2 separate regions of the Homo sapiens genome follow, and region 2 is linked to region 1. The links are chromatin contacts, found by Hi-C in ENCODE. All regions are on one chromosome and are shown on one strand. Each heading gives the region's core, a stretch centred on a gene start or an enhancer-like site at or near the end of the contact. The rest is flanking DNA. Distances are from core to core; before and after follow the strand shown.

Region 1 (3,075 bases), core at 159-2,658:
AGGGAGGGGGCGTTGAGCTGAGAAAGGTTGAGAGAATGAGGGACCCAGGTAGGTGGACATCGGCCAAGAAAGGAACCACAGCGGGAGGTAAGACCGAGAGTCCCCAGCTTGAAGCGTCACCACTCCGGGATTCCCAGATTCCAACGCGAGCCTGGGGAAAGCCCACAGTGGAGAGAGTCCGGCTGGCAGGGAATGGCCCTACCCCCGGGGTGAAATCTCGGAGGGTCGTGCAGCCGAGTCGCGCCTCTGCGCTGATGCGTGAGAGATGCCGGACGTCGCGTTTGCCTGTGCGAGCCTCGCGGATGCTGTGCAGTCTTGGTCCCCTCTGCGTGTGTCTAACGCCGAATGCTGGTGTCTCGAGGTGTGAGCTTCGGGGCCGGTGTCTTTAAAGAACCAAAGATTCTTAAGGAGTGATGATCTGGGTAGAGCGGCCCGACGTAGCCGCGCTCCCAGGTCTCGGTGCGAGTCCTGCGGACAGACCAGAGGAGACCTGCTGGCCAGATGCCCCGGGCCCAAGGCGGACGCCAGACTGTCTCTGCGCCAGCCGGGCTGGCCTTCGGAATGGATCAGGCACCCGGGAGGCCGGAGTGGATCTCAGACCCTCAAGCCGGGAACAAACCCGTCGATGCCCGTGGGCCTGGAGTCCGCCTCCTCCTTCCCGCCCCACCCCTACCCCTGCCTCCGAAAGGCTTCTTCGCTGGTCAGTAGCTGCGTGCCCGTCTGCCTGAGGCTGGGTCAGAATTGGCGGGCTGGTAACGACCCCGTGCACAAGCGGCTCCCAGTCTCTCCAGAAAGGGCCGATGACTAAGGGGTGGGGGTGGGGGCGGAGGGCTGGAAGGTGTTAGGGAAGAACGTTAGCGGCCTATCCTGTCTTCAGCAGCGCCCTCTCATCTTCTAGCTCTGACGCCGAGCAGAGCAGTTGGAGCTCGGGACTGGGAACTGCTGGAATTCCTATTTAGACTTCTAGACAGTCTAGAAACAAGAACCTTTCTTTCCCTGGGCCTCAGTTTCCTTGTCTGTAAAATCAAAAGGCGGGCTCTAGGTGTAGGCCTTCTTTTCGCTTGGTGATTCTGGATTCCTTTCCTTGGATCCGTGGGGAGGGGGTGGCAGCAACAGTCCAGGGCGTTGGCCGTCCTGTGCCTCAAGTACGTAGTCCCCGTGCCCGCCCCCTCAACACCCCCAGCAGCCCGCCCCCCTAAGCCCGCAGAGCAGGGAGCTGAGTGGGAGGGGCAGAGGCGGGGCCGGTTCCCAGTCCCTGCTGGCGGACTAGAGTGGCGCGGGCTGAGCGTAAAACCTGGGATAGCCACTCCCCCTTTTCCTTATCCCCGCCCCCCTGCCATTGGCTCCCGGGAGAGGTTGACATCAAAGCCGCGGTCTTATATAAGCCAGATCCGCAGGGGAGTCCGCAGAAGGGTTAAACAGGTCTTTGGGCTTCGGCGACCTCGCCCGCGGCAGAAACCGGTAAGAAGACAGTGGGCTGCGCGTCTCATTTTCAGCCTTGCCCGGACTCTCCCAAAGCCGGCGCCCAGTAGTGGCTCCAGAGCCCACAGGTGGCCCCCGGCAGTCTCTGGGGCGCATGGAGCGGCGTTAATAGGGCTGGCGGCGCAGGCCAGTAGCCGCTCCAACATGAACCTCGTGGGCAGCTACGCACACCATCACCACCATCACCACCCGCACCCTGCGCACCCCATGCTCCACGAACCCTTCCTCTTCGGTCCGGCCTCGCGCTGTCATCAGGAAAGGCCCTACTTCCAGAGCTGGCTGCTGAGCCCGGCTGACGCTGCCCCGGACTTCCCTGCGGGCGGGCCGCCGCCCGCGGCCGCTGCAGCCGCCACCGCCTATGGTCCTGACGCCAGGCCTGGGCAGAGCCCCGGGCGGCTGGAGGCGCTTGGCGGCCGTCTTGGCCGGCGGAAAGGCTCAGGACCCAAGAAGGAGCGGAGACGCACTGAGAGCATTAACAGCGCATTCGCGGAGTTGCGCGAGTGCATCCCCAACGTGCCGGCCGACACCAAGCTCTCCAAGATCAAGACTCTGCGCCTAGCCACCAGCTACATCGCCTACCTGATGGACGTGCTGGCCAAGGATGCACAGTCTGGCGATCCCGAGGCCTTCAAGGCTGAACTCAAGAAGGCGGATGGCGGCCGTGAGAGCAAGCGGAAAAGGGAGCTGGTGAGTCCTGGGGCTTGCATGCTCCAGCCAAGGGTGCAGGAGCGGTGAGCAGCCTCAGGCCATGCAGGTAGTCGAAGGAGGCTGTGTTGTCCTGTGTCCGATTTGGAAAGGTTGGGAAGAGTTCTGAGATGGTTGGTCACAGCGTGCGATCCTGTGCATGGAGGGAGGCAGATTCGTCATAGAATTCATTTGTAATACGGGAGAGTGTTTGTAATACTGAGTGAATAATCTGTTTGGAGCCTCGGACCCTCCAAAAATGCACACACCACAGGTTTTGCTTCCAATTTGGAGAAGTCCTGATTCATTCCTGGGCTCTCCTGGAAGCCAGGTTAAGAATATGTGTTAAAGTTCTTTACTTTGAGTTTGAATTTATGTGCCCGGGCTCGGTTCCTGTTTTCAAAGGGCCTTTGCTGGACCGGCTAGTCTACTTCCATCATTGTATAAATAGGGAAACTGAGGGCCCAGAGTGGGTCGGGGCAGGAAAAGCACCTATCTGAGGAGTCCAGGGTGGAGGTGAGGTAAAACAGATCGGGTCTTCTACTCAGTCCAGGGCCAGTTCTGGTTCTCCCCATGGACTGGTTCTGAGGACGACTTCAGTGGCTTTGCATGTAAATAAGAGCCACTTCTTTTAGCTTTGGAGAGCGCAGTCTCGTCTTGGCCTTCTTGATCCTCTCCGGTTAGGGTGACACTTCCTGGCACTCGGTCTGGCTGTCCGGGGCTGGGGGCTTCTGAGCGCTGGGTTTTCAGGCTGGCCAATCAGTTTCTCTAGGTTGGGGGGCTTAAGGCCGTAGCGGAGTGGAGCCAGCTGAAGCGCCCCACCTGGTTTATCCAACCTGCGGGGGCCTGTGGTAAACTGACGAAAGCTCATCCAGGGACGAGGGAAAGATAAATAGGCATCGAGTCTCT
Region 2 (3,291 bases), core at 721-3,220, 2.9 Mb before region 1:
TGAGTCATATTACTATGTTGCTTTTTTCTTAATATATCAGTAACTTCAACTTATTTCTTTCAATATTGTGAAGGAATGACTACATTTAATGGTCATTGATATAATTCATTTAGTCGTATATACTTGGTTATCTTAAATTGTTTACAAACTCACAATTATGAACAATTCTAAAGACACCATCCTTTTTTTTTTTTTTTTTTTTAAATCTTCGAGACAGAGTCTCACTCTGCTGTCCAGGCCAGAGTGCAGTGGCGCAATCTCGGCTTACTGCAACCTCCACCTCCCGGGTTCGAGCCATTCTCCTGCCTCAGCCTCCTGAGTATCTGGGATCACAGGCGTGGGCCACCACGCCCGACTAATTTTTGCATTTTTAGTAGAGATGGGGTTTCACCACGTTGGCCAGGCTGGTCTTGAACTCCTGACCTCACATGATCCACCCACCTTGGCCTCCCAAAGTGCTGGGATTCCAGGTGTGAGCCACCATGCCCAGCCCACCATCCTTATACATAACATCGTGTGAGCTACCGCTGAGCATTTTGTTAGGATGAATACTTAGTAACTGAAGGGTCAATGAGTATAAATATTGTAAAAGGCATCTGCTATACAGTGGCAAACTATTCTCAAGGAAAGTTGATCCGTGTGCATCTACCTGTGTGAAGCCTGTTCCTTGTACCCTCATGAATACTCCTGTATCCCAGACTGGGCAACATAGTGACACCTCATCTCTATAAAAATAAAAAAAAAATTATCCAGGTATGGTGTTGTGCGCCTGTCATCCCAGCTTCTCGGGAGGCTGAGGCAGGAAGATTGCTTGAGCCTGGGAGGCTGAGGCTGCAGTGAGCTGTGATCACACCACTGCACTCCAGCTTGGGTGACAGGCAAAGACCCTGTCTCAATAATAATAATAAAATTATTCCATTCAGAAATAGTCTTCATCAACTTGAGATGAAAAATTTTAAAAATTTTACCTCATTCTTTGAATGTGCATTTCACTGATTACTGGTAAGGCCAGATACTTTTCCGTGTGTGTTAACATTGTATTTTTTTATGTTGTGAGTTTTCTTTCACATCTTGTCTTTTGGTATGTCTATCATTTTCTCTTTGCTTTGAAAATGTGCTTTATAGCTCGCTTCCTGCAAATACCCTCAATTTGCAGTTTGGTGTTATGTAGGGAGGGGAGTGTTTAACATAGCTTTTATCCATTTCTTTTCTATTCCCCTCGGTGGGGAGTATTTCTCTTTCTGCCCTTCTTATGTGAGTTTAACAAGGGGATAGAGAAAACATTTGTGAAGCTGTGCCGGAATCATCAATATTCCTTCTCTATAACTTTGAGAAGGAATATGTAACAATATTCCTTCTCAAAAACCTCAATGTTTTTTGAATTCTTATGCTTCTATTATTTGCTCGTGATAACAAGAAAGGCAGGTAAAGCAGCTATGATCCCATTACATAGATGGTAAAATAAAGATTGAGAAAAATGGCTTGCACTAGATAATTCAGGGGTGGAGAAGGGACAAGGATCCCTGTCTTTTAACCTCCCCCAGCCCCAAGTTTTTCTTCTTGGTGATAGTGTGGGGCAACAAACCAGGTCACTTCAATTTGTCTCAAACAAATGCAAAGAATGCAATACTGCTCAAGCTTCCCGGCTTTAAATATGTTGCAGACTTCCTCTGTCACCTCCTAGATATCTTACGAGTACCCTGTGCCCAAACCTTCTCAGAAGTTAATATTTTGTTAACTTTTCTTTGGTTCATGGAATGACTAAGTTTTGGACTATTTCTTGAGGAATGGGAGACTTATAAAACTAGCATTTCCTGTCTCACAGAATGTCTAGGCTTTTATTTGTTAAACACTAGGCATTTGACAGACTGAGATTTCTATCAGTCCCAAGGAAATGGTGTTCACCAGAACAGGGAAGGAATTCACAGTCCTCTAAGTGGAAACACATGCCAGACTTCGGAGTGAGAGGCGGGATGCCTGCAGGATGACAGCAGCAGTGGAGCAGACACATTCACATGTCACTCACTGGGTTTTCTCCCTAAAAGGAAATCACTGGAGAGGATCTCCTCTGTTTAGCCTCTGCAGGCCAAAAAAGAAAATGTGTGTGCTCTACAGTATCTGAGTTCTCTCTCTGGTGAGTCAAAGAACCCAACCACCATTAGCTGCTTTTTTTTTTTTTTTTTTTTTTTTGAGATGGAGTCTTGCTCTGTTGCCCAGGCTGGAGTGCAGTGGCATGATCTCAGCTCACTGCAGCCTCCACCTCTTGGGTTCAAGCAATTCTCCTGCCTCAGCCTCCCAAGTAGCTGGGATTACAAGTGCCCGCCACCACGCCTGGCTAATTTTTGTGTTTTTGGTAGAGTTGGGGTTTCACCATGTTGGCCAGGCTGGTCTCGACCTCCTGACCTGAGGTGATCCGCCTGCCTCGGCCTTCCAAAGTGCTGGGATTACAGGTGTGAGCCACCGCGCCCGGCCCCATGATTAGCTTTTAATCACCATTTTCAGAAGGAGGTTGGTGGCATGCGGGGGCCGGGCTGGGGTGGCTTCCTCAGCATGACGTCTGTGCAGATGAGGCTTTGCATCGTGCTCCAAAAATACTTACCATGTTTTGCCAGAAGAGAGGCCACCTTCTGTCCTCCGCTGAGGATTTGAGTCCTTTTGCCCTTGGTGAGAACACCAAAGAGGACCGCCGGAATGCGAGTTCAAAAGCAGATTTCAATCCTAAATCTCTTAAACAGTCAGCATTGGCTTGTCTCACTAGAATACCCTGTTTCTCTTCTAGAATTCTTCCCCTGCCTGCCCCCAAAATGTGAAGCTTGCTGAAATCAACTTGAAAGGAGATAGCACATGCCTTTTGTTTCTCCGCTCTCCCCCTATTTCTCTTCCTTCCTGCTCCCTGCATAATCTGAATTCTCTGAAGGCAGGGGTCCTGTCTTACTCATCTTGATGTTCATCGTGACTCGTACTGGTTTTTAACAATTACAGAATAACATATAAGCTCATTCACCCTTGTTAGAACACTACAGAAAAGGCTGAAGTCTTCTTTCTCTCCCACTCTATTCTATCTCATCTCTCTTCAGAGGTTGCCACCATGATAAACTAGGTAGACATCATTCCAGACATTTTCAGAAGAGTTTTATATGGTTTTGTTGTGTGCATTTAAAAAAAGCCATCATCCTGCATGAACTGTAGTGCAGCTTGCTTCATCCAATTGACTGTGCCTATGATCTATCCACACTGATGCAACAAGATCTAATTTTGCCTTTTCATTATGTATTAAGTACATACGTGATA

Evidence for each region. A loop is a pair of places that touch in the nucleus more often than their neighbours do. Pooled maps may share reads with other maps.
Region 2: a map of sigmoid colon shows a loop between it and region 1 (6-fold over the local background). The contact joins the enhancer-like site here to the promoter of HAND1 in region 1. A Hi-C loop is called at or near these places in 1 of 168 maps with a recorded cell type or tissue (sigmoid colon) and 3 of 50 pooled maps.

Annotation. Positions count from the first base shown.
Region 1 is chr5:154,476,560-154,479,634 of GRCh38, reverse strand. It overlaps HAND1 (heart and neural crest derivatives expressed 1), which reads left to right and starts at 1,408. Exons shown (of 2, transcript NM_004821.3): 1 at 1,408-2,169. The coding sequence starts at 1,627. RefSeq lists an enhancer at 2,734-3,075.
Region 2 is chr5:157,383,839-157,387,129 of GRCh38, reverse strand. All of the region lies in intron 28 of CYFIP2 (cytoplasmic FMR1 interacting protein 2), which reads right to left. The region is part of intron 1 of NIPAL4-DT (NIPAL4 divergent transcript); the gene reads left to right. Among named protein-coding and RNA genes, the nearest start is that of FNDC9, 40 kb to the right of the region's middle. Within about 2 kb of position 1,970, at least 15 of the 41 ENCODE cell types and tissues checked have a DNase peak (open chromatin) inside an H3K27ac peak, as active enhancers do; they include sigmoid colon, where a contact is called at or near this core.